Linked DNA regions of Mus musculus: all the other regions are linked to region 3. The links are chromatin loops, found by intact Hi-C in ENCODE. Cell type or tissue: left cerebral cortex. All regions are shown on one strand. Each heading gives the region's core, and the rest is flanking DNA. Links, peaks and the distances in the headings are about the cores only. Region 1 overlaps Myo16 (myosin XVI). Region 2 overlaps Myo16 (myosin XVI). Region 3 holds the start of Lig4 (ligase IV, DNA, ATP-dependent). Region 4 overlaps Myo16 (myosin XVI). Region 5 overlaps Myo16 (myosin XVI). Region 6 holds the start of Myo16 (myosin XVI). Region 7 holds the start of Cars2 (cysteinyl-tRNA synthetase 2 (mitochondrial)(putative)).

What was found. Peaks named below come from ENCODE experiments on the same cell type or tissue, not always from the same donor. Only the 100,000 strongest peaks of a DNase experiment are listed, where the experiment ranks them.
Region 1: a loop joins it to region 3, with 3 times the contacts of the local background. A loop is called at or near these places in 8 of 42 quality-filtered maps.
Region 2: a loop joins it to region 3, with 9 times the contacts of the local background. A loop is called at or near these places in 20 of 42 quality-filtered maps.
Region 4: it touches region 3 in a loop (3-fold over the local background); 3 of 42 quality-filtered maps call a loop at or near these places.
Region 5: it touches region 3 in a loop (8-fold over the local background); 14 of 42 quality-filtered maps call a loop at or near these places.
Region 6: it touches region 3 in a loop (2.5-fold over the local background); 3 of 42 quality-filtered maps call a loop at or near these places.
Region 7: a loop joins it to region 3, with 5 times the contacts of the local background. A loop is called at or near these places in 2 of 42 quality-filtered maps.

The regions. Positions count from the first base shown.
Region 1 is chr8:10,228,832-10,233,327 of GRCm38, forward strand. The region is part of intron 1 of Myo16 (myosin XVI); the gene reads left to right. Among named protein-coding and RNA genes, the nearest start is that of Gm51560, 22 kb to the right of the region's middle. In left cerebral cortex, for the core only: a CTCF peak has its summit at 2,068 (motif pointing right); DNase peaks (open chromatin) are centred at 2,089 and 4,198.
Region 2 is chr8:10,400,939-10,404,938 of GRCm38, forward strand. The region is part of intron 14 of Myo16 (myosin XVI); the gene reads left to right. Among named protein-coding and RNA genes, the nearest start is that of Gm51561, 27 kb to the right of the region's middle. In left cerebral cortex, for the core only: a CTCF peak has its summit at 1,864 (motif pointing left); a DNase peak (open chromatin) is centred at 1,866.
Region 3 is chr8:9,974,242-9,978,737 of GRCm38, forward strand. It overlaps Lig4 (ligase IV, DNA, ATP-dependent), which reads right to left and starts at 2,070. Exons shown (of 2, transcript NM_176953.4): 1 at 1,790-2,070. Abhd13 (abhydrolase domain containing 13) reads left to right here and starts at 3,476. Exons shown (of 2, transcript NM_001081119.1): 1 at 3,476-3,778. In left cerebral cortex, for the core only: CTCF peaks have their summits at 2,291 and 3,456; DNase peaks (open chromatin) are centred at 2,208, 3,486 and 4,305; H3K4me3 peaks cover 2,367 bases; H3K27ac peaks cover 1,222 bases.
Region 4 is chr8:10,162,697-10,167,192 of GRCm38, forward strand. The region is part of intron 1 of Myo16 (myosin XVI); the gene reads left to right. Among named protein-coding and RNA genes, the nearest start is that of Myo16, 11 kb to the left of the region's middle. In left cerebral cortex, for the core only: a CTCF peak has its summit at 2,463; a DNase peak (open chromatin) is centred at 2,420.
Region 5 is chr8:10,298,891-10,302,890 of GRCm38, forward strand. The region is part of intron 2 of Myo16 (myosin XVI); the gene reads left to right. Among named protein-coding and RNA genes, the nearest start is that of Gm51560, 48 kb to the left of the region's middle. In left cerebral cortex, for the core only: a CTCF peak has its summit at 2,113 (motif pointing left); a DNase peak (open chromatin) is centred at 2,116.
Region 6 is chr8:10,151,843-10,156,338 of GRCm38, forward strand. It overlaps Myo16 (myosin XVI), which reads left to right and starts at 2,069. Exons shown (of 35, transcript NM_001319151.1): 1 at 2,069-2,404. In left cerebral cortex, for the core only: a CTCF peak has its summit at 2,647; DNase peaks (open chromatin) are centred at 1,880, 2,221 and 2,624; H3K4me3 peaks cover 1,837 bases; H3K27ac peaks cover 1,222 bases.
Region 7 is chr8:11,547,570-11,552,065 of GRCm38, forward strand. It overlaps Cars2 (cysteinyl-tRNA synthetase 2 (mitochondrial)(putative)), which reads right to left and starts at 3,202. Exons shown (of 15, transcript NM_001359137.1): 1 at 2,930-3,202; 2 at 2,689-2,739; 3 at 158-275. The coding sequence starts at 3,108. In left cerebral cortex, for the core only: CTCF peaks have their summits at 2,276 (motif pointing right) and 4,089; DNase peaks (open chromatin) are centred at 2,342, 2,936 and 3,179; H3K4me3 peaks cover 1,461 bases; H3K27ac peaks cover 919 bases.

The DNA.
Region 1 (4,496 bases), core at 252-4,251, 250 kb after region 3:
AAGTTGCATGGATTGGTTGTTTACCAATTGTATAGCTGATTTGTTTCATGCCCATATGGATGGATATCAGATTGGTTGACACTCTATGCCCCCAGAGGGTGACACCATTTTGGAAATGCAAGCATTTCTCTTTTCCAAGAGCTGCCTGTAGATTTTGTTACTGTCAAAACAACCATGTCTGGTTATAGTAATGAGTTTTAATTTCAAGCAAAGGTTCTGTGTATTTTATTAGTTTATCACAGACATCTCCTTTGTTTTTAAGACTGGGTCATAGCCTTAATGTGGAATTCTTTATAAGAATTACTCTTGGGAGCTAAATTTAGCTATGAATGTCAAGAATATAATGATTTCATTTTCAAAGGAATTGTCCTAGTAATTTACCTTGGCCTATCTAAAAACAATCTGCTTGATAACAACAACAAATTCTCCTCTAGCTAGTAGTACTTTATAGTGCAGAGGGCTGATATCAGAATTTATGAGGGAAAAAAAACCCATAATACACCTGCATTGTGTCTCTGAAATTTGAAATTTTGAGGAGACTGAACTCCATGGTTTCAAAGTCTTCAGAGACAGTAACGCAAAGGTGCGCGCACCTGCTTACCAAAGCCTTCCTGTTCTATGGAGTTTTAACTACTGACTGTTCTGTGTCTCTTGGCCTTGCCTTCCTCATCTGCCTCTCCCCAGCAATGTTTCTATGAGTGCTTCCCCTCTTGGAATCTCAGAAGGGCTAAGGGCTGTCTTATAAACAGCCACCCTGAATGTCAGCCAGTGGAGAGATCTCTTCCCTGCTGAACTCAGGGTGACTCTGGTGATGGGTAATTATCAATTTCAGTTTTTCAGATTCCTGGGAACTCTGGTTTTAGATTTGGGGGCTGGCTTAGAGGGTTCTTGTTCCTGATATAGACGGAAAAGCCTTCTGCAGCAGCGTTCATACACAACCCTGTATTTACTGAAGGATTCATATGCCTGTTAGTGGGCACTATCACTGCCTACTTGAGTTGATTTCTAACTTCCTCCTCTTTACTCCCACACAGCTGGTGAGGTGGTTCCAGTGTGTGCTCCCTCACTCACCCATCCATCATACATATCCTCCCCAGACCATCTGGGGTGCTCCCTCCCACCTCTAATGGGGTGCTCCCTCCCACCCAAAGCCACTACTTTTCCTCTCTTCCTTGTTGTCACCCCACAGCTTCTTCTCACGGGAGTCTTCACAATGTCCCCAGCTTCTCTATAGGCTCCTGAATGACACTGATATGTTTCTGGTTCCATTGGCCCACTCTGTAAACAAACAATGTTTCAACACTGCATTCTTGTGCTCCAAACCAGTGAGAGTGTAATTCTTTTCTTTCAGTAGATAGCATTGAAAGGACCCAGTCCATGATCCCAGTCATCCACTGCCATCTGTTTTCCTTGCCTCCTTACTCCTCAGAAAGCAGGCTAAGCACCTCTAACACACCAGCCATGAAAAGGTGACTAGGAGGAGCTTTCTCCTCCCTTTTGTATCCACCCCTGGCTGCCTTCTTCCTGCCCTTCTGGTCAATCCTGAGATACTCAGCAAAAACAGCAGGATGAGCACCATCCTGGGTGAGGACCCTGGACTCATCAAGAGGTCTAGACTGCAAGGGAGCAGAGGAGCCTGCCACCCCTGGTCAATAAGTGGTCCCTGTGCTGTCAATGGGGACCGGAGTCTCTGAAGGAAAAAAAAACCCCACACTTGTTTTGTTCCTAGCAGGTAGGCTAATATGTCATGGTGCTCAAGGCAGTGTGTGCTTAGTGCACACTGTGGGTGTGCAGGCTGTGGGTCTTGACTCTTTGGGGATCCAATGACCCTTTCACCGGGGTTGCCTTAGACCATGAGAAAACACAGATATTTACATTATGATTCTTAGCAATAGCAAAATTACATTTATGAAGTAGCAATGAAAATACTTTTATAGTTGGATCACCACAACATGAAGAACTGTATTAAAGGGTCACAGCTTATGAAGGTCGAGAACCACTAGCTCAGTGGATCAGGCCTCCTACTGGATGAAGAAGCGCTTTTCAGGAGCCTCATTTGAAGTGGTGAAGTGCAGTACTAAGCCGAGAACACTAGGGGGAGATCAGAGGACTTAAATTGAGCACAGCCCAAGCCAAAATTAGGCTGTTTTTGTAGGATGGGAATACCACTCCCCCCACCCCCTTAAAATGTAAAAAAGTGAGATGTCAGATGAAGCTACATATGCAGCCTGTATGTATTCATGCGGTTTGCTTTTCTTCCTATTTGTAGGGAATCTAAACTAAACTTGGTACAAATCTTTTTCTGATTCTAACAAGCCTCAGAGACCCCCACCCTCCATGAGAAAGTGTAGGCCTGACGCTAGATGCCTGCCAAGAAGGGCGCTGTGGTGTTAAAGTCTCAGGAAACAACCCTCTATCCTTAAGCAGAATAGACCAGAAAGAAGTGGCATGCACAGTTACTACCCTGCATACTTGAAATGAACCTCTAGGGAGAAGCTGAAAGTTATGTGGGTGACTCCGTCACTGTGATGCGGTGGAAGTTCCTGTAGGTGATGCATACACTTTGGTCCTCTGGGACAGGCTCTGGGTGTTGGCTCTTTGCAGATAAGATGGGCTTAGGATAGAGTCTAATTCAGAGGGATTTGGTGAGGACTAAAGAAGAGAAAGACTATTTAGGAAGGACTTCATAGTCTAGATCTTGGTGTGAAAGTTTCCCACCTTTGTTAACTGTGTGATATTGACCAACTCTAGGTTGGTTCATGTGAATGACCCAACTTCATTAAAGTCCATCAGCTGTAGTCATGCACCAGATATTTTTCTCATTGCTGTGACAAAATTAAGGAAAGGCTGTTTGTATGGTTCTAGGGTTCTAGGGTTCTAGTGGTTGGGAAAGTGTGGCATTGGGAGTGTGAGATAGCTAGACAGGTTATATCCAGTCATGGACACAGACAGATGAATGGCAGCCACTCAGGTCGCGTTTTCCTTTTTATTCAACCCATAGGGATGGGATCTCCCACATTAGGGTGGATGTTCTTACTTACCACCTAACCCAATCTAGAAACTGCCTCACAGAGGTTTGTTTCCACTGACTGTAGGTCCTGTCCGGTTGACAATCAGTATTAGCCACCACGCGCCATTTCCTGTTTGGGGGCCCTTCTGATAATCACACTATACTCAAATTCTGTGCTCGGGCTGCACTCCAGACTCGCTGGGGTTTTGTATATTAGGTGGGGCAGAATGATTTCTGTTACGTCACCCCTACCCCCTGCCACCAACTTTTGTTCTGTTGGAAAAGACAATGAGGAGCAGTGGAAGCTCATGGCCACCCGTACAGAGCAGGGTCTTCCAGGTGCCCTTCCCACATGCAAGGGCGGCTGTGCATGGAAGCTGTCAGCATCTGAAACTCAGCCACACTGCTTTGCAACACCCAGTAAATCCGAGTTTTCTATTTGCTCGGCTCCGGTCTTCCTCAAATTGTTGAATCTGGCAGAAGCTCTGATAAGCAAAAGATCCTGACAAAGAAGAGGTGACCTTGAGGCGGAGTAGAAGCAAGCAAACAAGACCAATAGGGGTGAATTAAAGGATGCTAGAAAACCGTCAAGACTGATTTTTTTGTTTTGTTTGTCTCCACAGCCACCTTGCCTTTAAGACAGCATTTTTTCTCCTCCAGACAAAGGGAAGTCTCCTGGAAGTCAATTTCCAGACACATCCATAAAAAATTCAGTTGAGTCACTTTAATGGACGAGAGGACAGGAGTCAGGGAGGTTGTCCACACACACACACACACACACACACACACACACACACACACACAAAGCTGTAATAAGTTAAGTGATGGATTCTAATATGAACTTTAAAAATTAAAGATATCCATTACATATTACATATATCACTTTGGAAAAAATTGTCTCTATCTGGAAGAAGTGTCATGTCAAGATTGAGCACTGTACGCCAAGGTGCCCATGGCAGTGTGAAACAGAGGCCCTTCCTGCATGCAGCCGCCACAGCCTAAAGCAGGCAGTGCTTTGACTATTGTTCCAGCCTTGTTCCATCATAGGGAGGAGGCAAATAAAAAGACTTAGGATATCGCCCACTCAGTGAATCAAATTAATCATTTAGCAAAGTTTTAAAGGGAAGCCACTCTGAAGGAAATGAGACAGAAATGAATTTAGAACTATCAAAACCTGACATGTAGCCAGTGTTGGAGTTGGTTCAATTTAAAAAGTCAGAACAACTATACGTTTTGCCATCTGCCTCACCAAGGGCCTTTTAAAATCTGAATACTACCATCCGTAGAGACTCACATGTAAGGAGGCTTTGCTTTCCCGAAGGCCATCTAAAGAACATAAAACCAGAATAAATAATGTTGGGGCTTGTCCAGGAATACAGTTAGTAATTAGGAACTGTAGAAAAGATATATCACGTCTGCTGTGTGGTGAGTCCAAACGTCCTGTCTGCTACTAGAGTAAAACCTCACATAAAACCTCACACTTTCC
Region 2 (4,000 bases), core at 1-4,000, 430 kb after region 3:
CAAATGAAAACATGAATAAATCAACATGATTATAAGATAAATGCCAGTTAACTAATGGAAATAGGAGAATCTATTGACTTAATTGAAATGACAGGGAACAATAGTCTCCCCTCTAAATCACTAGCTAAGATAATCATCTATTAAAATGATCATTGGCAAGAGAACAGGCTCTGGAATTTCTCAAATGCAGTCTGATCACTTTATATAAGTTGGCTTTGATATTTAGTTTACGTGACTACTTTCCAACTCCTGTTGAGCTGGTTGGGTGTAACTCTCTCAAGTCTGCTGGCACTGGGGGATGAAAAAACCCTGGCTCCATGGAGATTTCAAGTGATTCCCTGTATGTTTTCTTCATTCTTCATGACATGTTTAAATCCCATCTTAACCATGGGATTCCCTACGTTAGATACCATCCACACAAACATCGTTGTCTAAGTCCATGAAGCCCAGTGCAGGTTCAGCAAAGCATCCTGAGGAATTGACAGGGCTTTACGCAAGAGTCAAAGGAATTTGTCAAGTGATTTGTAAATCTGTGTAACAGTACAGGACATCTGTAAAATTCAGTGGACTTGAGAGGTGGAAACTACTAGAATCTTCATGAGATAAAGATTTGGCTAGCAGAATCGAATCAGTAGATAGAGCATCCTTCGTGCACAGGGCTATTTAGCAGTGAGGTTGAGATGGAGAGCCAGCTTAATTGAAAGGAAGCTCTCAGGTGAAGACAGGTGAGCTGTCCTGAGGCTGATTGTGAACCCTCAGTGGGGGGCCTTTCACTGGCAGACACACAGAGAGCTGCACAAACAAACCTCACTAGGGGAAGGCTGGTGGCATCTTAAGCAGACTGTTGTGTGATAGAAGCAGTGAAGGTCTTGTTCAGTTAGCAAAGATTATACACGTGAAAGGAAGCTAGAGAGATAAAAGCAAGAGCGATTGGGGCAGAGGGCATCTCCAGTGACTGTCACACAGAAAGTGATGAAGGAACCTCCTGCAATTGGCACAGCAACAGCCTTGTCCAAGCCACATGCAGCCACCCCCACAAGATTAACGGGGCTGTCTGAGAGGTCCATGGCCTCTCTGTTCATCTTCCTGGGACATGGTACTCACATGAACCATGAGGAAGGAAGGAAGACAAAGACATGGCTGGGTCTGAAAGATGCTAAGGAGCGTGGGACCTGAGCGAAGGCCAGTCTTGCAGGGCATCCCTGTCCTATGAGAGGTCTCTCGGTGTGTTTGCTGTGCTGTGTACTCAGGGGCAGGTGGAGTCCAATGCTCAGATGGGTTGCTCTCCTCCCCTAGGTCTGCGAGCAGCTAAGCCCCCAACACTACTTTGTCTCTAACCCGTTTATCTCAATCTTGATGATCAGGAGTGGGTCTTTTCTGTGTCATTGGACTTATTGAAGCAGAAAACCACCTTTTTTGAAAGAAATTGCCTGGGACTTCTTGTCCATTCCATTCCAAATGAGTTTCAGACTCACTCAATTCTGTTCCAATGATTTAAATAAGCCTTTATTGAGAAGTCCCTTTGGAGAGGAGAATGACAGGCTAAGTTTGATTAATGGGTGTGTGGATATTCATTAAGGAGCCCCTGGACCTTTATTTCTAGGAAATACAATATAATTAGCTACTTTCACAACACATAGTCACTTTAACTATTAAAACTTATACCACACAGTATAAGTGGGGAAAAATCAGTTCAATAAAATTTTAATCAGTAAACATTGAGGGTGCAAATAGGTATTTTTTCTATATATTTTCATTTAAATTTTTATGGCTATGTGCTCTTCTTATAATCTTGTTTCAGAGTCATATACCAGTTTTAGCTTGTCTCAGCATTTCTCCTAATACAGTTACTTAGCGCCACCTATTGGCCGACTAGTTAATAAAGAAGAAAATAGCTGGCAGTTTCAAGCTTGGAACTGCCATCTGGAAGAACGCAGAAGTGTGCACTGAAAAGGTCGTAAGAGTTTACAGTTCTTAAATGGCTTTAGTGTCACATGTCTTTATTTCTAGGCAAGACAAATTGGACAAGGTTATTATGAAGCTAGGATTAAGTGTGTGACTCTGCAGCCAGACTGCCTTGGTTCAAATCCCAGCTAGGAGTCTATGGTCCTGACAGTTGATTCTACTTCCTTGATGAGACAGTTGAGACTCTGATATTCAAGGTTGAAAACCGTCACACGTACACACGTATTTACACATGTAGCTCATGTTAGGGTGCGCGTAGGCACATAGTAAGCACAGTAGATGTGTGTCTACAGTCAGTCACTAATGGGAGGAGAGTCATTATTGGTCATGCACATGTCTGCTCTGTGTCGGGACAAAGCCACGTGCTTTAAACGCAAGACGCAGCAAGCACCCAAAAGTCATCCTGTGTCAGAGTTCAGCAGAGTGAGGTTGGGAGTTGAAGGAGCTTGCTCTACCTTTAGAGCGTGTCGCTTGCTCACCTGAGATGGGGAGGCAGCTGTCTGGGTACACATCACCCATTATTCATGATAACCTTTCTTATAAAATAATAAACCACCACTTTATTGTCAAATACAATACAGAAATGCCTCAAATCTAAAATATTTTTAAATCATCCTATTTTACGGCTTTTAAAAATAATTATTTTGCTGTATGCTCATGCAGTGAGAAGGGATTACATTGTTAATTTTAATATATGCATAGCTACCTATTCAATGTAATTAAGAAAACATAAATCATATTGATCACAAATGAACTGGCAATTGTGTCCTGCCTGCTATCAATTTGCTTTGGGTTGTATTAATTTTCAGGCCCAAATAATAGATTTTTGTAAAGATTTAATGTCTCTTCAGAAACCTAAGCTTCCATACCAGATGGTTAAACACATTTCATTATATTTAGCATTTTTGATTTGTGATTGGGATCAAAGTGTCGCTTTATAATAGTCAATCATGCAGAATGCTTCTCAAATTAATAAGTGCCCAGATATGACAAATGCCAAGTTTTTATTTAAAAAAAAACTTAAGAAATAGACTCAATACATTTGCTTAAAATGAATAATGATTATCTCAAAAATAATGTCATAAATTAAAGGGTGTAGGATGAGGACCCATTGAATCAGGAGAGTGGCCTTTGGCCATCAGGTGGCTGGCAAAAGCTGGGTTTTATGTATTTGTAGAGTCTTGAAGGAGAAAGGACTTGCCGGGTTTACACACAGCTGGAGACTTGTTCAGTCATGATCCTTGCTAAGGTCCCAGTCAGTTGATGGACAAGAACTGGATTTTAATTCATGCTCAATATTTGAAGAAACTTGTTTAGAGAATATGTCATATCCCGGGTCCAACAGAGGGGCTTCACACTAGAGTTTTAGAACCATGGGATCTCAACCTTTGAAACAAAGCACAGGGCAGTGGGGGAGCGGGGGGCATGACAGTGACTTCATTGGTTGTTTAGTTCTGTTTCTGCAAGAGAGGGTGGGTTGCAATGGGCCACAGTGCAGCCAGAAAAGAGGTTAGCAAATCTGAATATTGACGCACGTATACGCGTGCCCAGGGATTAGGAAGGACTCAGGTTTCTGTCATTTCTAATTCTTCTTTAAAAAACAAAACAAAACAAAAAACCACGAAGGAGCTGGGGCTGGTGCCCAATCGGTAAGAGTGTAGAAAGGGCTGAGGTCAGATTCCAGCACCCATGTAAAAAGCCAGGAACGTCATCTGTGAGCTTGTAACTCCTGGCCTGTGGGGGTAGAGACAGTCATGAAGCTTCCTGGCTGTCAATTCAGGGAAAGAGCCTGTTGCGAGGGAGGAATGTGGAGAATGACAAATTAGGTTACCCAAGGTCATCCCCACACATGTGCACATATACCATCAGCCCCTCCCCTGCAGTGTGTGTGTGTATGTGGTGTATATGTGCGTGTGCATGTGCGCGCGCGCACGTGTGTGTGTGTGTGTGTGTGTGTCTGTGTGTGTGTGTGCGTGTGTGTGTGTGTGGTGTGTGTGGTATGTATGTGTGTGTGTGTGCGTGTGCGTATATGTAT
Region 3 (4,496 bases), core at 307-4,306:
CTGAACTGGAGTCCTATTTCTTGGGCATTCTGAAATCTGAACCACAGTTGACAAAGACAAACAACAGCTATCCTTCTCTTCCAGCCAAAAGGCTTATGTCTCCATTTACCTCATCCCTTCATTGACAGCTGGGGCAAACCCCTCTGCCATTCAAACCTCAACTGGAAATCAGACCCCAAAACAGCATCATTTTTACCTATTTTTACCATATATATACAAATATTAATTAATTAATTTATTTTTGGTTTTTCAAGACAGGGTTTCTCTGTGTAGCCCTGGCTGTCCTGGAACTCACTCTGTAGACCAGGCTGGCCTCGAACTCAGAAATCTGCCTGCCTCTGCCTCCCAAGTGCTGGGATTAAAGGCACGTGCCACCACTGCCCTAATTTATAATTTTTGTTCATATTTTTCTGCCTGCTATTTCCCAAATATTCAGTGACTACACATGAGCCAGGCAGTATGATAGGGTTGCTTCTGCTTTATGACGACAGCATATACACTGTAAAGAACAAAAGGCACAAAGAGATCAAACTATGCTAACACAGTGCTTTACCAAATATCAAAATCCCAACCCTAGTAATCACTGCCTTTTCGCCAAAGGTTTTGGAAATCAAGGAAATGAATGAACAGGATTTAGAATGTTCCCTAACATATATTAACACAAGTGTGAAGTTTTGCAAAGTTTTAAATATCCCTACATGTTCTACAGGAATGCATGTCAGTTACTTTAATGCAACTTAAACTATATAATAGTCAAACAAGTATTCTAAAAATAATTTCAAGTAAAATGCATGTTCCAGGAAAAACAACTAATGCTTTATTATGTGACTTCAGACAACAGTATCTGGCCAGGCAGTGGAGATTATGAAATTCCTCATACTCTACTTCCCTACTCCACAAAGAAAAGTCTCACATCAAGTGGCAATTTGTGCTCCCAGTGATGAATATCATATAGCTCAAATTTGTTTGTGGAACTAATTATTAAATGCTTTATGGAAAAAGGAGGAGGGGATCAGGGCTGGGCTGGTTAAATAGACATCAAACATAGTTCAGCCTGCTCTGGAAACTATTCACAGCATTAGTAGCTTATAGAGGACAAAACAAACATCACTTCTAAGTCGTATTTTTCACAGAGGAAACACAACTAAATCAGCAGGTCAGATCAAGATAAGCCACCTGGGACTGTATCTTCTGACATCTGTAACTACAATTTTGGTTAACTGCTTCCCTTGTTGAAGCTGGTTTGCATAACTGACTGCACCAGCCACCTGGGTCCTTCAAGTGGGTACATGGTGGTGCATAATACTACAGTTATAATTTCTGTACAACGCATGTAAGATGACGTGTATTAAATACTTTCTGAATGTCCCAATACAAGTGCACTTCTATAGGTATATCTGGAGAATACATATAGTCTCGAACTTTTTCTCAACGAGCTGGAGCAAACGATTCAAGTTGCGTTTATAATAATAGTGTATTGTAGGCAATGGTGTGAATACACGAGCATCTTAAAACAACTATCAACACAGAAAACCAAGAATTCAAATTGCTATCAAACACACACATTTTGTTCAACACCAACTACAGGAGTTAACTATTTGAATTTCTGCTGTTTTATCACTCGGAGGTTTGATATTATGCTTTCCATCCCCAATAAAACAATTAAGTTCGTTGGCAGGCTTCAGGTGCTGAAGTTCAAATGCACTCAAACATTTTAACTCGTGGTAAAGTCGATGACCACAGGCTTTGGAAGGTGCCTCCATACCTGTTGCATTAGTGCTTTGCTTACCTAAGCAGCCCGTGAACCCCAACCCTGCCGAATGAAGGAGCTGGGGGAGCGCGCAGGTCCCAGGTAGCTAGGTGGCAGGGGGCAGGGCAGCGTGCGGATACAACTAAGCATCAGGACACGATTTCTTCACCCGGTGGCTGCCACCTGAAATCAGTCCCCAGCGAGCCGGCTGCACCGTGGAAGGCGGGTGGTGACGCTGGGACAAAGCACGGGAAGGACGCAGCCTCCCTAGGACCAAGAACCTCCCTGCCTCCTCCAACCCGCCACACCACTTGCTTAGCAGAGGTTGCCCCGCCCCACTCCGACCGGAAGCTGCCGCCACAAGAAGCCGGCCGGGCGTTTCCGCCAGCTGCTTGCCGCGCAGGCGCAGTGGGAACAGGCGAGCCTGCCGGCTTTTAAAGGCACAGGCGAGGCAGGGGCGGGCCGGCGCGGCGGCTCAGAGCGCCTGCGCAGCGCGCCTCCACTGTCTCTGCCTGTAGCAAAGGATGTTCGGTCCCTCGCCGCTGGATGTCATCGTTGAGCCGAATTTGAGGAACTTGGAGCCTGGGTTGCTGCCCTGACAGGACTGGCTTCTGAAGACTTCCAGGACAGAAGAGAATCCTCCCACCTAAAAAGTCTAGGGCTCCAGAAAAAGACTTTTGCAAAATTAATTCAGGTTCTGTGTTCTTGGTAGCCTTTTCACTGTGCAGAAATAATACATAATAATAAAAATAATTATGTATTACATAGTAATAAATAATTCATGGCGCAGAAACATACTTACATGGACTAAAGGCTTTTCAATGGTGCTCGGTGATTTGGAATAAAGCTAGCTGATAGTGTTATTGAACACCTTACTGTCACTCAATAACTATACTAGATACTCAAAATAGAAGTATAAACGTACGCTCCACGTCTCAGAAACTCTTACTTTCCACTGGCATTGGTGGCTATGACCTGCCCTACTCCACCAATAAGAGTTCAGAAATTATAGGCAAAGTGTGGGGAACACTTTCTTTGAAGGTGAAACTTTGCAGTCCTGGTGAGACACTAGAGTGTCAATTGCTTTCAGGGGTTGTCTAATGTGTTTACGCTGCATTTCACAAGGCCGACAGTCCAGGGCTAGTTTAAAGTGGGGCCAGATCCTACGGCTCCGTGTGGCCAGTTATTTTCTCTGTAGTTTCCCTTAGTCTCACGATAGTTTCCCTGTGGTGTTGCAAAGCCACACGTTACTGTACAGGAGCATCAGCGGTGCTCGTACAGCTTGTACAACTCTTACACATCCGTGTCTTATTCAACTGCTCCTGCGCTCCGACGTCAGGCACAGGTCGGGCTCTGCTTTACTGATACGAAAGAACCACAAATTATGAGCCGAGAAAAGCTATTAGTTAATTCAAAGCTCTTGCTCTAATGTGCTTTTTAGCTGCATGGTTAATGGAGAACCAAATTTGTTTTATCCTCAGAGTGGGGGGAAAAAAAAGTAAAAAGGAAGGGCATAACTACCTGAAAGTTAGGCATGGTGGAAGAGAAAGTTTAGTGCAGATAAGTGAAAGAGCATAGCCAAGAGCAGGCACATTTGGGAGAGGAGGGGAGAAGAGGAGAGAAGAGAAACTCCTTGTTCTCCGAAATGTGTTCAGGCAGCAGTTGACTGGAAACGCCGAGATGTATCTTGCCCCTACGGGCTACCGTAGCATGAAGGCGGAGCCCAGTGTCCTGCGCATGCGCATAGGGGTGCACAGGTTGGCTTCGCGCTCCCGGGAGGAAGCTGGAGAACAGGTTATGTGGGGGCCGGCGGGGTTATTTGCCAGGGACACCGCGCGCGAGCCGGAAGTGGAGGCTGCGCCAGCTGGGCCCGCCGCGCCGCAGGAGCTCCGGGCTAGACAGTGGCGACGGCGGCCCCTCGGCGGGAGGAAGACGATGAGGAGCGGCGGGGGCGGCGCGGGGCCTCGCTGCAGCGCGGAGCCGGGTTCCGAGCCCGCGGCCGACTGCGCAGCCCGCCCGCGAGCCTGAGTAAGTGCGGCGGGGACGCGGGCGGCCTCCCCGACCTCCTCACCCCGCAGCTCGGATTCGGGAGCCCGTATCTACTCCCAGAACAGTCGGCCAGCAAACCCCGGGCTTGGGTCGGAGGGACTGGGCGCGTTTGTCTGTAACAGGTGCAGACCTGCTAACCTCGCAGCTGCGGGCGACGGGGCCATAAAATCCAGAGAGTTGTCGCACACTTGAAGTCACTGGGCCTCTTTTTTTTTTTAGCCATTGGTGTGAAGCGAGAATGCATCAGGGAGTGTGCTTGGCTGAGCTGGCAACCTAAAGTAAACCTTTAGTTGTGCACTTGTCTACCAGGCAGCAGGAACCAAGTGACACACTGGCTTTAAGTTTGAACGTTGGGTTTTGTTTTGTTTTTTGTCGATCTGCTCTGTCTTTTGGCATGAATTAGTCCTTATGTGTGTGTGTGCTTAGACATGTTCTTCTCTAAAGCACTGTTTTATCTCACTGAGAATTAATGATTGGCAGTGCAGAGTTATGTCACAGCTGTGCTACCAAAGACTTGACTCAGTTGAGCTGGGATTGAGTTGGACTTGCTCTGTACCTTCGGCCTTGCTACGCGTTGAAAGCGTCCGATGGAGTAACATAAGGTCACTGCCATCACGGAACTCCCAGCCTATATAAGCAGGCTCATCACCCCCTTAGTAAATAGTGCCACATGAGTCGGCCCAGGCTACAGGATGGA
Region 4 (4,496 bases), core at 263-4,262, 190 kb after region 3:
AAGAGATGAGTTGAAGTTGAATGCCATATGACCACGATGAGATGCCCCTGTGTTAGGACACCCTCGGGTTATGCCTCCCTCAGAACTAAAATTGGGGATCTAGGATAATGCAAGTCTGAAGTTTTTATGTCTGGTGCATTCCTGAGAGAGTTTTGTTGATTTGGGGATTATTACTGCTGATAAGCTAACCTTGTACATATACAAGCATCTCTCTGAGTTCCCTAATCTGCTCACTGTATGTTTCTGCCCCGCTCCAATGCTTCAATTCCTGTAGCTTTTAATGTGTCATCTAATCAGGATGTGTGACGTCTGTAGCATTTTAGCTTTGTTCCTTTTTGTAACCATCATTTTTGGGACTCGGGGTCCTTTAGGATTCCACATAAACTCTAGAGCATCGTTTTCTGTTTCTACAACACCTCTGGTGTTCTGAGTGGGATTATTCTGCCTGTGGGGGTCTCACTGAGTAGCATGGACATGTCAGAGATCCTCCCAATCCATGAACATAGACTGTCTTTCCCACGCTTACTTTTAATGTTTTATTAGTGTATAGTAACTAGATATAACAGTAGGCTCTTTTGTAATATTTTCATATATGTACTGTTGTATGTTTTGGTAATATTCACCCTCCACTTGCCCCTTACCCCTCCTCATCTCACGGATCGCCTTCTTGTCCCTCCTCCACTCCCTCATCCCAGCTAGTCCTCCTGCTTTCCTACCTGTGTGTATGTGTGAGTGAGACACACTGAGTTCACCAAGTTTTCTTACAGGAGCATGGGACAGGGACTCATTAACAGTAGCAAGTTCATTTTTATCAGTGAGCAAAATATATCTCCCGCCTCCATCAGCCATTGATTGCACATAACATTTTACAGGAGAGTGTGGACCCAAGAGCCTTTCCTTCTTCCACAGGACAGGGTTGATGGCCAATTTGGAGAAAGCAGAGCTACTGTGGCCTCAAGAGTCCACCACCCATATCAGAGTGGAAGTCAGTATTCCATGTTCCCCTCCACACACCCCTGCTCTGCTTCCTGCATTCTTTCCACCCCTTTTGCTTGATGTCCCCCAAGCCTTGGAAGAAATATGGTGGATGTCCTATTTGTGGCTGAGCACAAATCTTTGATTGTATGAACTATATACTATTAACTATCCTAAAGTGTTTCCTTTTAAATATTATTATAATGAAATCATGATTTACACAAAATTGGAACAAAGTAATGACACAGGCTGACTGACTGAATGAAGAAATGGAATCCACCTACCTATCTGTTGTCTACAAGAAACACTGCTCTAAGGGTACTGTGTTAGCATAAAGGGGTTAGCAAAAGGACTCCAATCAAATGGGGCCAGGAAGCAAGCAGGCAGGCATCCCTACCCCACTACTTGATAGAACAGAGTTCAAACTAATACTAATTAGAAGGGATAAAGAGGGACTCTTCATTCTAATCACAGGAACCATTAACCAAGAAGTCATCACTGTACTAAACATATATATGCACTGAACTTTGATGTACCCAATTTCATGAAAAATAACCTATACAAACAAACAGCCCGTACTGCTGGATTTAAAGAGAGATGACCATCAGTCCACTCAATCTACATAGTAGATGATTTCCGTACCCATTTTATCCAATAGCATTTCTAGTAAGACAGCTTTGATGTGAATTGTGCTGCTGGGTTTGTCGAGTTTCTTAAATTTGAATGTGCAGCTCCTCAGGTCTGGGTCACTTGTAGCCATGATCTCCTCACATCACCTCTCTGCCATCTCTCAGTTTCTCTAACTGGGGAACTCTGAGATGCCCACAGTGCATGTATATTCACCCACCATCCAGGAGCGTCATAAGTGACCCTACATGCCTTTCACTTTTGTGCTTGTTTTTGCTGTTCTAAATCAATTTAGATGGAATGAATTAATTCTTTTTTCTTGCTTGACTTATCTGTGCTAAACCCTTCTTGTGATATTTTATTAAGGTATTCAATTCTTTATTTTTTAAGGTATTATATTCTGTTTTTCTCTTATAATTTATTTTTATTTGTTGACATTCTCTTCTTTTCATGCATTCTGTTTGTTTTTTTTTTTAATTGCAAGTTTGTGTTCTATTTAAGATCTTTGAGCTGTGTTATGCTGACTCTTGTATTGTCTGTTGGGTCACTAAATGATATCTACTTCTGTGGAGTTGTCTCTAGACAGTAATCTTACACACTTGTTTGGGCCTTGAGTCCCCTGCTTTTATGCATACCTTGAGACACATTTTCATTTTCGTGAGACTTGGGTATCTGAGAAATTAGCCAACATTTTCAGTCTTTGCAGGCTGACTCATTTCAGGCAGAGACTATCACAGGTGTTCTAGCTTCTGAGATTGTAATTTCCACGGATATGTCTCTATGTTTTCTAAGTCAGTGGCTTTCCTGTTTCCTTTTTCTGGAAATATCATACTCAGACTCCCTCTAGTGCCTTTCTAAGTTCTCCACAGTTTTCAGCTGCTATCACTGCAAGCCAAGCATGTGTTTTGCTCTGAATGACACTAGTGATTCAGGGCATGGCACTTGCATTCGTACCCAAGGGGGTCTACTCTGCCACCTCCTGCTTCAGTAGTATAATTTTATGTGCTGGTGTTCAGTCAGCTTTTAACAAGATATTTGGCAAATGTTCCAGAATGTCAAAATTGACCTTATTAACTGTAGTTAACATTCAAGTGCAGGAGATGCTGGGTAAGAAGAGACGGAGGCAAGCTAGTTAGTTGCAGAGCAAAACATCAATGGGCCAGCGTCACTCTTGAGATCCCAAAGACCATCAGCGTTAAAACACACTTGGAAGGACAGACAAAGAAATATGGTCCCTTCAGGGGAAGCACAGCAGAGGACTGATTGAGACCAAATCATGAAGAATGAAGAGAGTGTGAAATAAAGACTCATCTACACACCAAGAAGAACACAGCACAGGATGCAGGGAAAGACTGCAGCCATGAAGATAACAGGATGAAAGTGCCTTCCATTGCTGTGATAACACCATGACTAAAGAAACTTATAGAGCCAAGTTTATTTGTATTATGGGTCCAGAGAATTAAGGCTCACATGGTGTGGATGGCACGGCGGCAGGTAGCAAACGTGTCAGGTGTACCTGAAAACTAATGGCTGAGGGCTCATATCTGGAAGTGAAAAGCACAAAGGAGAGGTGGGGAGCTGCGAATTGCAAGAGGCTTTGAAACTTCTAAGACCATCCATCCCTGAAACCTACATCCCCAGTGGTGTGCTTTTCTAGCCTAGCTGTGCCTCCTAACCCTCTGTAGCCACTGCCATTAAGTGGGGCCAAGTAGTCCAGTGTCTAAGCTTACAGAAGGACAGTCAAGCTATCACAGTAGTAGTGTGTTTAGTGCAATAATACAAAGCACAATAATGCAAAGGATGGATGGACCAAAAAAGGGGGGTGGGGCACATAGTGCTTCAGGGCTGCTGGGCTGTGGATATCTACACTTCTATACTTTGGATATCTATATATTTTTATTTCTATACTTTGTATATCTATACATTCAGTGCTGTGCACGTGGCAGGGTGCAGACGTTCTCTGTGTGTGCACACAGGGGAGGCAAGATCCTGGTTTGTCACACAACTTTCCCATGATGTGGTAGCAACATGGTTTGGGTGAAACTGATCTGACTCAGCCTCCAGGAGTCGGTGGTATTTGGCTGAAGTTGATCCACATTCAGTGCCCACTGGAGAATTTACTCCCTACAAGATGAAGCATAGTTTGAAACCTGAAATGTTTGTGGGTTGCAGAAGGATTGTCACAACTATTCCTTATACTTAACCTTAGTTATTTTTGAAAATTTATTAATTTAAAGTGTGTGTGTGTGTGTGTGTGTGTGTGTGTGTGTGTGTCATGGTACACATCTAGAAGTCAGAAGACAATTATTTGGGAATTGCTTTTCTCCCTCTACCGTGTGGGTTCCAGGGACCACACACACATGTGGTCAGGCTTAGTAGCAAGTGTCTTTACCCACGGATTCCCTCAAACATCTTTAATGAAGACTAGAAAGCCATAGAGAAGATAAATACTCCATGAGTGAATCCCAGCAGCATTGGGATCACGTTATAGCAGGTTATGCTAAGATAGAATTTTATGAGCAACATCTGCCACCTCTGAACATTGTGGTTTATTTTTTCCAGTGTGAGGATACAGTGCTCGTAACTGAAACTGTGGAGGACTGTTGCATGGGTGTCGGTCATTCATGTCCGAATGACTCTGTTCTTGGGCATATGCCAGAAGATATTTCTCTTTTACTGCTTCTGGGCATTGAGGGCTGTGTCTGTGATGTGGTATGCATCATGTCCAGGTCTGCCTTCGCTTCTTGGTAGAGAGGTATAAAAAATTCTACATGGAGTGTACCCAGCCAAGGAGAGCACCCTAGAAATGAACATGCTAAATGAATTAACACTGAGAAAGTTGAAATTTTAGGCCAACGGAGGTAATTTATCAGGAAGACTTGTCACCTGCAGCT
Region 5 (4,000 bases), core at 1-4,000, 320 kb after region 3:
CCTACACGCCTTCCTCACAGCATCATCTTCACTACAGATGCTGTCTTCTGCTCGCTTTCCTTCTGCAGCCCCCACCAAGTAACATGTCTCTAACCAAGAAACTCTCCCAAGTGTCCCTACATCCCATTTATCCTGCTTGCTCTTTTCCTAACTATAGTCAGTAAAAGTTCACTCCTAGATGAAACAAAATTCCTTGATTTATTTATGTGTTTCCCTGAAATCCTTTAGCAGCCTAATTGAGTATCTGTTGATGGGAAACACCTCAGATTTAGTGCCTTAGAACCACTTATCATGCTCAATGAGTATGACTGGGCACAGCTGGGCCCTGGGCTTAGGGCATAGAAGAGACTAGCTCAATGTCAGAGGGCTGTGACCTCCTACTGAGGGCTTCTCTGGTAGAGACTCAGCTACCTCCCTGAAGAGGTGACCAGTTGTCTTAGCTAGGTTTATATTGTAGTAATCCAACATCGTAACAAAGTAACTTGGAGAGGAGAGGGTTTGTCTGGCTAACTGGTAACAGTCTGTCATCCAGGAAGCCAAGGCAGGAACCAAAGCAGAGGCCACAGAGAATGCGGCTTACTGGCTTGCTCCTCCCCCTCACGGTGTGTTTATCCTGCTTTCATACAATGCAGGACCCCCTGTCCAGGTGTCACTGCCCACAGTAGGCTGGGCGCTCTCACATCAATCATTAATGAAGAAAGTGCTCCACAGGTATGGGGCAATCATGTGAAGGTATTCAAGTCCTCTCTCTCTCTCTCTCTCTCTCTCTCTCTCACACACACACACACACACACACACACACACACACACACAAGGATATGCTGGGTGAATCTTGGCATCTGTATCATGAATGCCATATCTTCAAATCCTCTCCCATTCCTGAGTTGCTCAAAAGAGAACTTGAGGATGGGGTAGCCACTCCTGACTCTCTAGTGTGAGTCCATCTCCTAGTCCATCATGTTGTAAGTCTATCTCCTAGTCCAGTATTGTGTGAGTCCGTCTCCTGGTCCATCATGGTGTGAGTCCATCTTCTAGTCCATGGTGTGAGTCCATCTCCTAGTTCATCATGGTGTGAGTCCATTTCCTAGTCCATCATGGTATGAGTCCATCTTCTAGTCCATGGTGTGAGTCCATCTCCTAGTCCATGGTGTGAGTCCATCTTCTACTCCATGGTGTGAGTCCATCTCCTAGTCCATGGTGTGAGTCCATCTTCTACTCCATGGTGTGAGTCCATCTCCTAGTCCATGGTGTGAGTCCATCTTCTACTCCATGGTGTGAGTCCATCTCCTAGTCCATGGTGTGAGTCCATCTCCTGGTCCATCATGGTGTGAGTCTATTTCCTAGTCCATTGTGTGCTCACCTGTTCTGCCTCTGTTCTACCATGCTGGACTAGAAGATGGACTCACACCATTTCTCTGTCTCTTGTCTCTCTGTCTTCCTGCTTCCCTGATGTTGTCTCCATCCTTTAATTCCAGAGGAATGTGACTTATCTGATTTCTCTCATCTGCCTCTCTAATCCCTTAATCTCCCAGCATGCTGTGTATCTTGACAGTCAGCTGTAGACCAGCCGGTAGTTTCCAGTGTATTACAGGCTTCATAGTTGCTAAGTCTCCTTGATCCAATAAAAGCCTAAACCATTATCTTTTCTTAGTTGGAGGATTACCTGCCTTCTGCTGTACATGGAAAGTCTAGATACATTTTTATTACAAATTATTTTTTCATAAGCCTTGGTAGGTAATTATGGTCTAGAAATAGATTGCTGACTTGGCAGTTCAAGGTTGTATCCTTAGGAGGAAAAACAGACTTTCTGTAAGGCTAGGGTTAAGGCTAGGCACAGACAGATACCAGCTGTCATGGTTAGCAACATAGACATTGTTTCAGTAATCATGAAATAACTGACCTTGTTAGATTAAGTGAATGATAGTGGATTTTCTGTTGAGGAAACATGAGGAAGAATTTAACAAATGGGTCAGAACTAGGAGATAATTAGCAAACTTTTCAACTTGTGACACTTGACCTTATATTTGTGACTTTAATGAGTTTTCCTGTGTAGTGGGACACCCCTATATATCACCACACGGGTGGTGGTAAACCCCTATATGTCACCATCTAGTGGCCAAATATGGGAGAACTGGACTCAGAAAGAAGGAGATATAGGGCATAAGACAGCCTTAGCAAACTTACCGATGGATTTGTAAAGTTAGATTTTGGTGTCACTTAAAGAGCAATATCTCATCGGCTAGCTCTCTAGTGTAGTATGTCAAAGGCCCACACAGTTTAATCCCCAGGATGGATGGATGGATGGATGGATGGATGGATGGAGAGAGGAGAGAGGGAGGGAGAGAAAACAAGATACAGATGTTGGTTGATTTACAGAAGTCAGAATACTGCCTTCTTTATATCCTTTTAAATTTTAATTTCATGTATGTGTTTGCATGTATGTGGATTTGTACATGTGTGTGTGTGTGAAAGAGAGAGTATAGATTGCGTACATGACTATATGGGAGTAATGCAGAGGTCAGAAGCAGGCATTAGATCCCATAGCACCTGCATAGCATTGGTGCTATGTCTGGATTATTATGTTGCATTGAGAGCTGAAGGCAGACCCCTCAGGTTATACAGCAAGCTCTGTTGGCTGTTGATATGTCTCTCATGCTCTGTATGTTTGAAATAACAGAAAGGACAGTGTAGCCTTCGAGGGTAAGTAGCCTATAGTCAACATGAGAAGAGGCAGAGACAGAGAAGGTGGAGGCATTCAGGGATGGGGAGATCAAACCAGTCACTCTTTGGGGGGATGTTTTTGCTACTCTTTAGTTTTTAAGTAAAGATTGATTTCCTCTTCACTTCCGAAAGGTGGATGATTACTCATTCAGCGATCGCTGCCACTTGGGTATCTACTCAAATTTCTGTCTAACTAATCCTTTGAGCTGACACAGTGACTTTCACCCTGCCCTCTGATAGTTATTGAGTGTTTGATAAACAGAAATAACCCGGAGGGCAGGGCTATTCTAGTCATTCTATCTGTCACACTCTGCATAGGATGGGACTTGATTTAGATGTCACCTCTATGACCACAGAGGAGGGACCCTTTTAGACTTGAGGCACTGTTTCCCTTGACATTTCAGGAGCTCCATAAGCCTGACTCACTGGCCAAGCTTTGACACGTCTGACCTTCTCTTGACATTTGGTGGAGGGGTTTTAAAGGTGAGGATACTGATGCTAAGTCAGACTCTGGCACCAGGAAAATCTCTCTGCAGCACCTACAGTTGGATGAGTGGCTCCATTCATGCACACACCCCAGTATTTTTTTGACTCTTCATGAGACAGGAGTGTTCTATGAAGGTCTGAGACCAACAGAGGTGTTTGGTATTCACCAGCCAAACCCACGCACTTCACACAATGTCGGGTCTTAAAAACCAGCTAAGAGGCAGCAGAGAGTGAATTGATTAAAATGAAGTATTTGAAGTAAGACATAAAATACTGCTGATCTGCCGCTGAAGATTCACTGGCTTTTCCCTGTGAAGACCTATTGTTGATCATTGATAGATAGATTTTTTTTTTCTGGCTGTGGAAGGGTTCTGTTAAGGCGGAGACCTCTGTCTGACATTGAACTAGAGTTGACAGTGCCCTAAGGGCTCTTTTTTTTCTCTCTTTCCTCTCTGGGTCACTGGTGACCTCCCTTCTGTGTGAGCATCTCTGGGGGCTGCAGTTATCAGGGCTGAGTGAAACATATGTCTGAGGATAAAAAGAACGCTGTGGCATGTGGTGAGATGCAGGAAGGAAAGACTGAAGTTGCACCCTGGGAAATAACAGTACAAGTTCTGGTTCACTTGCCTCTGCACGGAAGCCATAGAGAACAGGAGTAATCACCTACCAGACTCACATGGGTGTGAGACCCCCCATGGAGCTCTTCCTAGGGCATCAGATTCAACCTCCATGTACAATCTGTTCTCACAAGTCATTCTGAAGGCCTATTGGACATCAGCAAACAGTGGCTATC
Region 6 (4,496 bases), core at 265-4,264, 180 kb after region 3:
TTTGTCTCAAGGGGTTGGCAAAGCCAGATAACGCATGCCTCTATGGTAGCAAAATAATTGCTATTTCAGAATGGAACGTGTGTATGTAAACATAGGGATCAACGGCAAACCAGCATTTATATCTCAGTTTAGAGAGGAAAATTACCTTTGGGAGCTGAGCCAATATTGACATTCTTAATAATACATTGCCCATACTCCTAGACAGTATAATCATTTTTAAAGCCCTTATCAGAGTGAGCTGTATGTTCCCAGCCTCCAGCTATTCAGGTGTGGAATGTGTTGGGAATGGTTGAAATGCAAGTGTGCGTGTTTAGCATGTTTGCTTTATATTGCACCCCTCTTTTTAAGGTTACCCTACGACTTCACTGCTAATACAAAAACTTAGATCTATATAAAAAAAAATTCAAACATATGTCAAGCACGTAGCCATGATCTAGAAATATATGCTGTTTGATATTAGGAAATACAAACTCTTGCCGTGAGTCGAATTATAGTTTAGTTCCCATTTGCCTTATGTCCACGCAGTTGTAAATGCTGGTGACCAAGGCTGACCTTTGCTGCACTAAATTCCCAAGTGTTTCCTCGTCTCTAGGAATCTCAGAGTACAATGGGAAGCTAGGATTTCAAATGCCACAAAACACCTCAAAAAAGTAGATGGTATCTCTCACACGGCATTTATATCTCTATCTTGCTAAGTGAAGAAGATTCTAGGAGAAGAAATAGATCGTGAAGTGCCTGTTTGAATTGTAATTTACAGTCATTCTTGCCAGGATACATTGTGATTGGTGATGTTGTTGGATTACTTTGTCAAATGGTTTTACAAGTTATCTTTAAATAACTAAACATCCAGTCTTTCTTTATATATTGAAAAAAATCTCCATATCAACACCCCATGAGCTTCATGTGGGGTATGCTCTGTGTGCATGGTGTGTGTGTGGGCACATGCATGAGCATGTGGAGCTAGAGGACAACTCCGGGTGTCTCCCCTGTCCACTTATTTACAATAAGGTCTCTTATTGTCCTGAGGCTTGTCATATTGGCTACTGTTGGTTGCAAGCCTCGTAGTAATTGTGTGTGTGTGTGGGGGGGGGGGGTTAAACTACACTTGACTTCTCACATGGATTCTAGGAGGTGGAATTTGAATTCAGGTTTCCTGCTTAGTGAACTTTTAAAGACAGACCTCCTCCTGCCCCCCGCCCCATAGTTTTAATGGTAATTCAACTGTTTAATTGAATCTATCTCCACATTCCTAGATCATCTTTTAAAAGACCCAACTCCGTTTCGAATAACACCTACATGCAAAGTGTAAAATGTGTACTAAGTCCAGTTATCTGCAGTTTCTCCGTTGTCATATGGGCTTGTGCTGTACTGTTTATCCGCATGTGTCCAAGAACTAGCCTGAGTTACACACTCATTTATCCATGTGCCCGTTGATACGGTGCTGGTCTCTGGGTGCATGTGCATGCACACACACACACACACACACACACACAGAGAGAGAGAGAGAGAGAGAGAGAGAGAGAGAGAGAGAGTCACACACACCATCCCAGAATTAACAGAACATTCTCCACTTTTGGTAAAATACAGACAAGCAAACTTTACAGAGCTGACACAAAACCAAATTTTAAGGGGGCAGGCACATCTTGTATTTTGTCACGGCAAATGAATGCATTACAGTCCTGGCATGCTTTCCTAATGTCCTGCGCCCAAACTCCCAATTTCAAGCCTATTAAGGCAGAATATCTAATGGCAGAGACATAGAAGACTGTACTGGCTTCTGTAGCTTTAAAATTGGTCACCCATTCTGTCTGGACAATTGCCACAGTTGCCAGGACTGCATGGCCTTTGTTCTGGTGGGATGTCCGAGGGGAGCCCCTGTGCAGTGCACATTGCCATCCGGTTCCCTGCGGTCTTACAGAAGTCTGGGCGGAAAAGTTTGAAGCGCTAGACCCTTTCTCACATCCTTGGAGAAGGGGAGGGGATAGGACCCCGAGGGAGGGTAGCAGAGCCAGCCTGGGAGGCGCGGTCTCCGCGAACGCGTGAGAGCGCGTGAGAAGGAGGGAGGGACGCGGGGCGCGGCGGGGAGGCGGGAGGGCGCCAGGACCAGGCGACCGCCCTGTTCTTGCGTGGAGACCCAAAGGAACCAGGAGGACCAGAAGGGACGGAACCCAGCTGTGGACTGTGTAGGGAGAGGGGCGGAGCTCGGACCGAGTGGCAGGGACGCGGCTGCGGCCCGAGGGGCGGGGGCTGCGAGCTGCCAACGGGTGGAGTCGGGGTCCCCATCGCGTCTCAGCGCAGCACATCTCCGCCAGTCTGCTCCGTGACCCGGCGTCCAGGAGCAGAGCAGAACCGCCGGGACCGTCCGTTGTTGGATCCCGGGGCACCGGGGATCGTTCTTCGTCAGGTAGGGTCGGCGGCAGGGTGTCTCATGTAGGGAACTTGGAGAATCCGAGGTTCCGGGTCCTGTAGCATGAAGGGACCACGCAGGGTCGCCAGCGCTTGTCCCAGCTGCTGTAGTGAGCGCTGGACAGGCATGGGGCGTGGGGCATGAGGAGTGGTGAAGCGGTTTCTAATTCCTTTCCAGCAAGGACCCTGCCACCTTTGGGATGTGGGAAAGGAGGCCAAGACCAGAATCTTTCTTAGAACTCTGGATTTAACCACAAGGAGGCAAATTTGGCAATTTGTAGAAAGAAACCTCTAGTTGCCATGGGAGATGTGGCGCTGTCACCTATGCAAAGGCTCCCGGGCGATGGGATGCACTTCTTCCTCTTCTCTGGGGATGGAAATGAGACTTGGGAGAACAAAGATGATGCTGGCAAGAGCTTGCCAGCTGGCGCCTCTTGCACATATCCCTCTGACCCTTGGCCTCAACCTCCCATTGTCTTAAGGCCAGGGACAAAGTGAGGGGCAGGTCAGGACTTACAGCTCTGTGCGTCCCAGGACCACAAAGGCTGCCTTTCCTTTCTTAAACACCTCGATAGGCAGAAGCCCTCCTTTTAACTAGTCTCTTGGACACCTTCAACATCTTCTGAAAGGAAATAGTGATTTTCAGAGACCTGGCCAGCTATCTGTGCCTTTTCCTCACTTGTGGCTCAGAATGGATTTGGGGTCAGTGTGTTAAGACTTTGTGTTCAACACTTGTCACCTGAAGGGACTATTGATCACTTTAGAAGCCATCAAAAAGCCAGGTCAAGCAAGACCTGGCTGTTCTGTGCTCGCCACAAAAAGGACGGTGTAAGGACCAGTCTTTACCCTCATGTATGTGCAAGGTGCGAGCGCGCGCGCGCGCGCGCGTGTGTGTGTGTGTGTGTGTGTGTGTGTGTACACAGGCACGCACGCACGCATGCATGCACGCACACATGCATGCACGTGTCATGTGTTTCTGAGACGCTTTAAGTAGGACTTTCTTTGAGAGTCATGGGAAGTCTCTGGTGTCCTGCCAGGATGACAGTTGTCCCACATTACTGCCAGGGTCTGTGATGCTCTTGTCACCCTGTCATGCCTGTCCTGAAACATTTAGTTTAGAATCAGGGTAGGCATCAAAGTCACCCATGAGATCTTGGAATGAAAGCCAGGCTCAGGAGGGACCTCTGCAGGTTCCTTACAGAGCCAGAGTTGCTTCAAGTTTGCTCTTGGTATATTTAAAGGGTTCAGTTGTTAATATTACAGAGGTACCAGTGATGGACAGTTAACTTTAACATTTCTATGGTGAGTGAAGGGGGAGACGAATGTGAGCCCACAAGACTTATATTTGGTGGATTTTGTGGCAGCCAGAATACATGCCAGTGCTCTGTAGAAAGAATTAATACCATTAACATCATTTAGAATGTAATATTTGTTTACTAAAGGAATAATTACTTTAATCGAAAGTGTCATCTCGAGAGCCCAGTGCAATGGTTAAGTTCATCTGTGTCCTGAGAGAAGTGGGACAGCTGTGACAGAAAGAGCCTATGTGCTCCGTGCACACTAACACAGCTGAAGCGTCTTGTGTTTGCACTTTGTTCTGTAAAGACACCCTTTCCCCACAGTCTGGGAATGTGTCAAGACAGATACTCCAGGGCCTGCAACACCAAGTCGTTAATATGATCTGTGGGCAATTCCATATTGTACAGATGAAAGGGAATGTCTATGGAACGGGAGCCCTCTGTGGGGCACAGGCCTTCAGCAGGGCAGGAATGGTCTCGAAGGAGACTGAACAAAAATGGGAACACGTCTGAAGGAAAAGTTGCCATGTCCTGCCACATCCAGGCCCAGAATTCACATGGAACTCAAATATGTGCATGGGTGTGTGCATGTATGCATATGTGTGTGTTTCTGTACATACATAGCTTGCAGAGAGTGAGTGTGCAAAAATAATCAGATACACGTGTGAGGAAATTGCACCAGATTTCAGCTATCTGAAGGAAGAATAGTATTTCTTTTAGAGTCTGTGCTCTGCTGAGCACCTCGACCAGGTGTCTGCCCTTTGCAGGTGGCATCACAGAAGGGAATGTGAG
Region 7 (4,496 bases), core at 309-4,308, 1.6 Mb after region 3:
CTGCCACCATCTCGGTCTGGTTTTTTTTTTTTTTTTTGGAGAAGAGTCTTCGGGACACATAAAGGGTCACAAGTACTAGGAATACATGAAAGTAGCCTCGGCAGGGAACGGCCGCTCAGCCACCGGCTTGCCGGTCAATGTGAGGGAGGCTGCTTACCTCGTTAGCTCTCTTGATTATTTTGTCATCCACGTCGGTAATGCTCATCGCCATGACCACATTGCATCCAAACACTCTGGTCAGGATCCTCCGGATAATGTCAAATCTAACATAGGAGCTGAAAGAAAAACACTGCCAGGCTGTCTTCAACACACAGAATCAACGGCGTTAATTTACTTATTCTATTTTCTGGCTTCTCGACACAGAGTTTCTCTGTATCTGTGCAGCCCTGGCTGTCCTGGAACTCACTCTGTAGACGAAGCTGGCCTCGAACTCAGAGATCCACCTGCCTCTGCCTCCCAAGTGCTGAGATTAAAGGTGTGCGCCACCACTACCTGACCAGTATTTTATTTTTAACCTAGTTTTTTTGTTGTTGTTTTTTGGTTTTCCATACAGGGTTTCCCTGTATAGCCCTGGCTGTCCTGGAACCAGGCTGGCCTCAAACTCAGAGAGACCTGTCTGCCTCTGCCTCTCAACTACTGGGATTAAAGGTGTGCGCCACCATTGCCCAGCTGTTAAAAATTATGTTATTTTTGATTATCTTGTTTTATTTCATGTGCATGTATTTTGCCTGTGTGTATGTATGTGCACCATGTGTGCATCTGACGGTTGTGAGCCATCATGTGGGTGATGGGAGGAACTTAGTTCATCTATAAACAAGTACTCTGAGCATTACATCATCTCTCCAGGACACAATGTTTACTACTGCTACTATAGTGTCTGTGGTATGAATGCTCTGTGTGTGTGTGTGTGTGTGTGTGTGTGTGTGTGTGTGTGTGTATGTGTGCCTCTCACACACACAGGAGAGGCAGATGTGCAGAATGTATGTTGAGGTCAGAGGACAGTTTTCGGGGCTTGGTTCTCTCCTTTCACCAAGTGAATCTTGGGGATCAACCTCAGGTCATCAGGTTCTTACAAGAGGTGCCTTTACCCAGGGAGCCATCTTGTGGGCCCCATCAGCTTTATTCTTGAAAAGAAATGGGTTACAGTATAACACGCTACTATGTAACTTCCAAACAGTGTTCTACAGTTGATGCTTGGTTCATAGGGAACTAAGCCAAGTACTTTCTTACAAACTGGGTCCCACCTGGAGGCCCAGAAGGGCCTTGTGAGACGCAACAAAAGCAATCACATCAGTTTGGGACACTGTATTGCCTTTTTTAAGATTAAAGCTGTTGGATGAGTTTGCATGTATTTAAGTGTGTAAAAAATCCTGATACAAAACTCAATGTCAAGACTGTTTTGTTCTTGTTGCTTTAGGTCAGGGTTTCTCTGTGTAGTCCTAGCTGTCCTGGAGCTTGCTCTGTAGACCAGGCTGGCCTTGAGCTCACAGAGATCTACCTGCCTTTGCCTCCAGAGCTCTGGCATTAAAGGTGTGCGCCACCACTGCCAAGCAACAAGAGCTTTTTACCACTCTTGTTCTCTCGGATTGTCCCCACTACCCCAGTGCTGGAGGCAGAGACAGGTGGACCCTGGGGACGAGCTTCCCGGCCAGCGTGGCCTGTTTGTGGACTTCCAAGGCAGTGAGAGATTCTGTCTCAAAACAGACAGAAGGTAGCACTTGAGGATGACATCTGAGGATGTCCTCTGGCCTCCACACTTGCGTTTCATTTAGGTCTAAAAATACCCAATTAAGGATGCTGGCGAGATGGCTCAGTGGTTAAAAGCACTGACTGCTCTTCCTAAGGTCCTGAGTTCAAATCCCAGCAACCACATGGTAGCTCACAACCATCCGTAATGAAATCTGATGCCCTCTTCTGGAGTATCTGAGGACAGCTACAGTGTACTTACATATAATAAATAAATAAATCTTTTTAAAAATACCCAATTAAAACTGTGCAAGAGTCAGGCAGTAGGCGTATACCTTTTATCTCAGCATTCCAACAAAGACAGGGACATCTCTGAGTTTGAGACCAGCCTGGTCTATAAAGTGAGTTTCAGGACAGCCAAGACTACACAGAGAAACTCAGTCTCAAAAACAACAAACAAACAAAAAAGTGCAAGACAACAACTAAAATATCAAGAGATGGGAAATGTCAACAAATACTGCTCCAATGCTCCCTGGAGTCTAGCAAGACAGTATTCGGTCAGTGGGTCAGTGGTGGAGCACTTAGAACACTTGGGGGCGCTGTGCTAAGCGGCACTTCATAGACATTTCCAGAAACTGCCATGAAGATGTCATGTTGTCATTTCTGTCTTCACTCAAAATAAGAACCATGATTCCAGCAAGAATGTGATCCGTCCAAGACCAGGCAATGATCCCCCACTGTTGGATTCGGGTCTCTGGACCAACCTTAGAAACATCTAATTCGCAAACGGGTCACTCTCTATTCCTTCACAGTAACTCCAATGGGTATGCAACTCCAAACAGCTATGAAGACCAAAGAGACCAACATTCCGGTGTCTCACAATTCCCAGAATGCAATCATCACTCAGTTCACTTAACAGATTATAAAACAAGCTAACAGTTTACTCTTTGCACAATAAATAACCCTCTGACTTTGTCAAAGGTTCAAATCTAGGAAACTCACCAAGCATGGCCAAGATGTGCATGGTCGTACACAGTCGGTCCACAGCTATACCTGGGAACATATTAAGATCCACCATGTGAGATATGTAAAAGGAGCCCTAAGTCTTCCTTAACAACCTTCACTGAACACGCGCGGTGTTTAAGTGACGCTCGGGAGACCACGTCAGGCTTTCAGAATTGACTTGCCCCTGCGCACCTTCCCGCCCCGCCTCGCTCCGCCCTGCCTCTCCCGGCGCACGCACCAGGAGACTGCGTCCGAGCGGGCCACTATCAGCGGCTCCTTCCTGCCAGTGAGGCTGTTATGCACCTGCACGCCGGTGTCCTGGCCTTGCGGCCGTTGCCATGACCGCCCGCGCCGCCCGAGACCCAGCGCGGCCCGGAGCAGCAGAGCGCCGGGCCCAGGCCCGCGCGCCCGCAGCATATTGGGGACAGATCCAGCGAACAGGCGGAAGGCAAGATCCTGCAGGCCAGGCCCAGCCGGGCGAACCAGAAGCCACGCCCGTTCCTCATGGGGCTCCGCCCACTCCCGGAAGAGGCTACACTCTGCCTGAAGTCTGGCAATATTTAGGCATTTGGGCACGGTGGCAGCGGAAGAGAGGCGGGAACTTCGAACCCTTCCCCATTTTAGCGCAGATCTCCTCGCCTTTCCTTATGGGTAACTTGGGCTCGGTGTACATCATTGTGTCTGCTGCTGGGACCCGGTGTGCCCCGCAATATGTACCCAATCTCAGCACACCACTCCAACACACTATACACCATCCCGCGGTCATCATGTCCTCATTTAAACACCTCAATATGTGCGCCTTAACACACCCTGTACCCCATCATACGTACAGCATATCTGCAAGTATGTACCTTGCCACAATCAGTACGTGTAGATCAATACTACATACCAAACTGCTGTCTGCAACCCTGTACATGCAGTATTTGTGTACTTCTTACTGTTCTATGGGCTTAGAATGAAAGAACCACACCAGGAAATGATCCTTTCCTCAAGAACCTGTAACTGGAAATGCCTGTTGGAGAAACGACTGCCCTTCCAGAGGACCCGGGTTTGAGTCCTAGCATCCACACGGCTACTCAAAAGTTTGTAATTCTTGTTCCAAGAGGGGCCAAGGCTTCTTCTGGACTCATCAGACACTACATGCATGTGGTCCGCAGACAGACATCCAGGCAAAAATACCGTTACACATAAGAATAAATCATTTAAAACTTTTTAGAGTCAAAATAGTGGCATCCATCGATAATCAAAGATTTTGGGAGAGAGATACAGGAGCAGCAATGAGTTCAAGACCTGCCTCAGCTGCAAGAGACCCTGCCTTAAAAACAAATGAAAACGAGAGCAGAAGTCTATCGTTCATCTCTTGAGGACTGTTTGGAGTTACATTCAAATTACCCCCACAAATGCACCCCTACTGGTGGCTTACAAAAGTAAAGAGTCCTTTGCTTGTCCAGTCAAGTCTGTCTGATACTAAGCATGCTCAGGTCTTTCAGTATTTTTGGTCTTCCCCACCCTTTTTTTTTTTTTTTTTTTTTTGGTTTTTGGAGACAGGGTTTCTCTGTGTAGCCCTGGCTGTCCTGGAACTCACTTTGTAGACCAGGCTGGCCTCGAACTCAGAAATCCACCTGCCTCTGCCTCCCGAGTGCTGGGATTAAAGGCATGCGCCACCACGCCCGGCCTCCCCCCTTTCTTTGATGCTCTCTTGAAAGGCAAATGATTAGGCAGACATGTTGTTCCCTACTTTTTTCCTGAAAGTTCTGTCCTCTAACTGCTTGCCCGAAGCTAGACTTCCAGGTAATACAGACTGT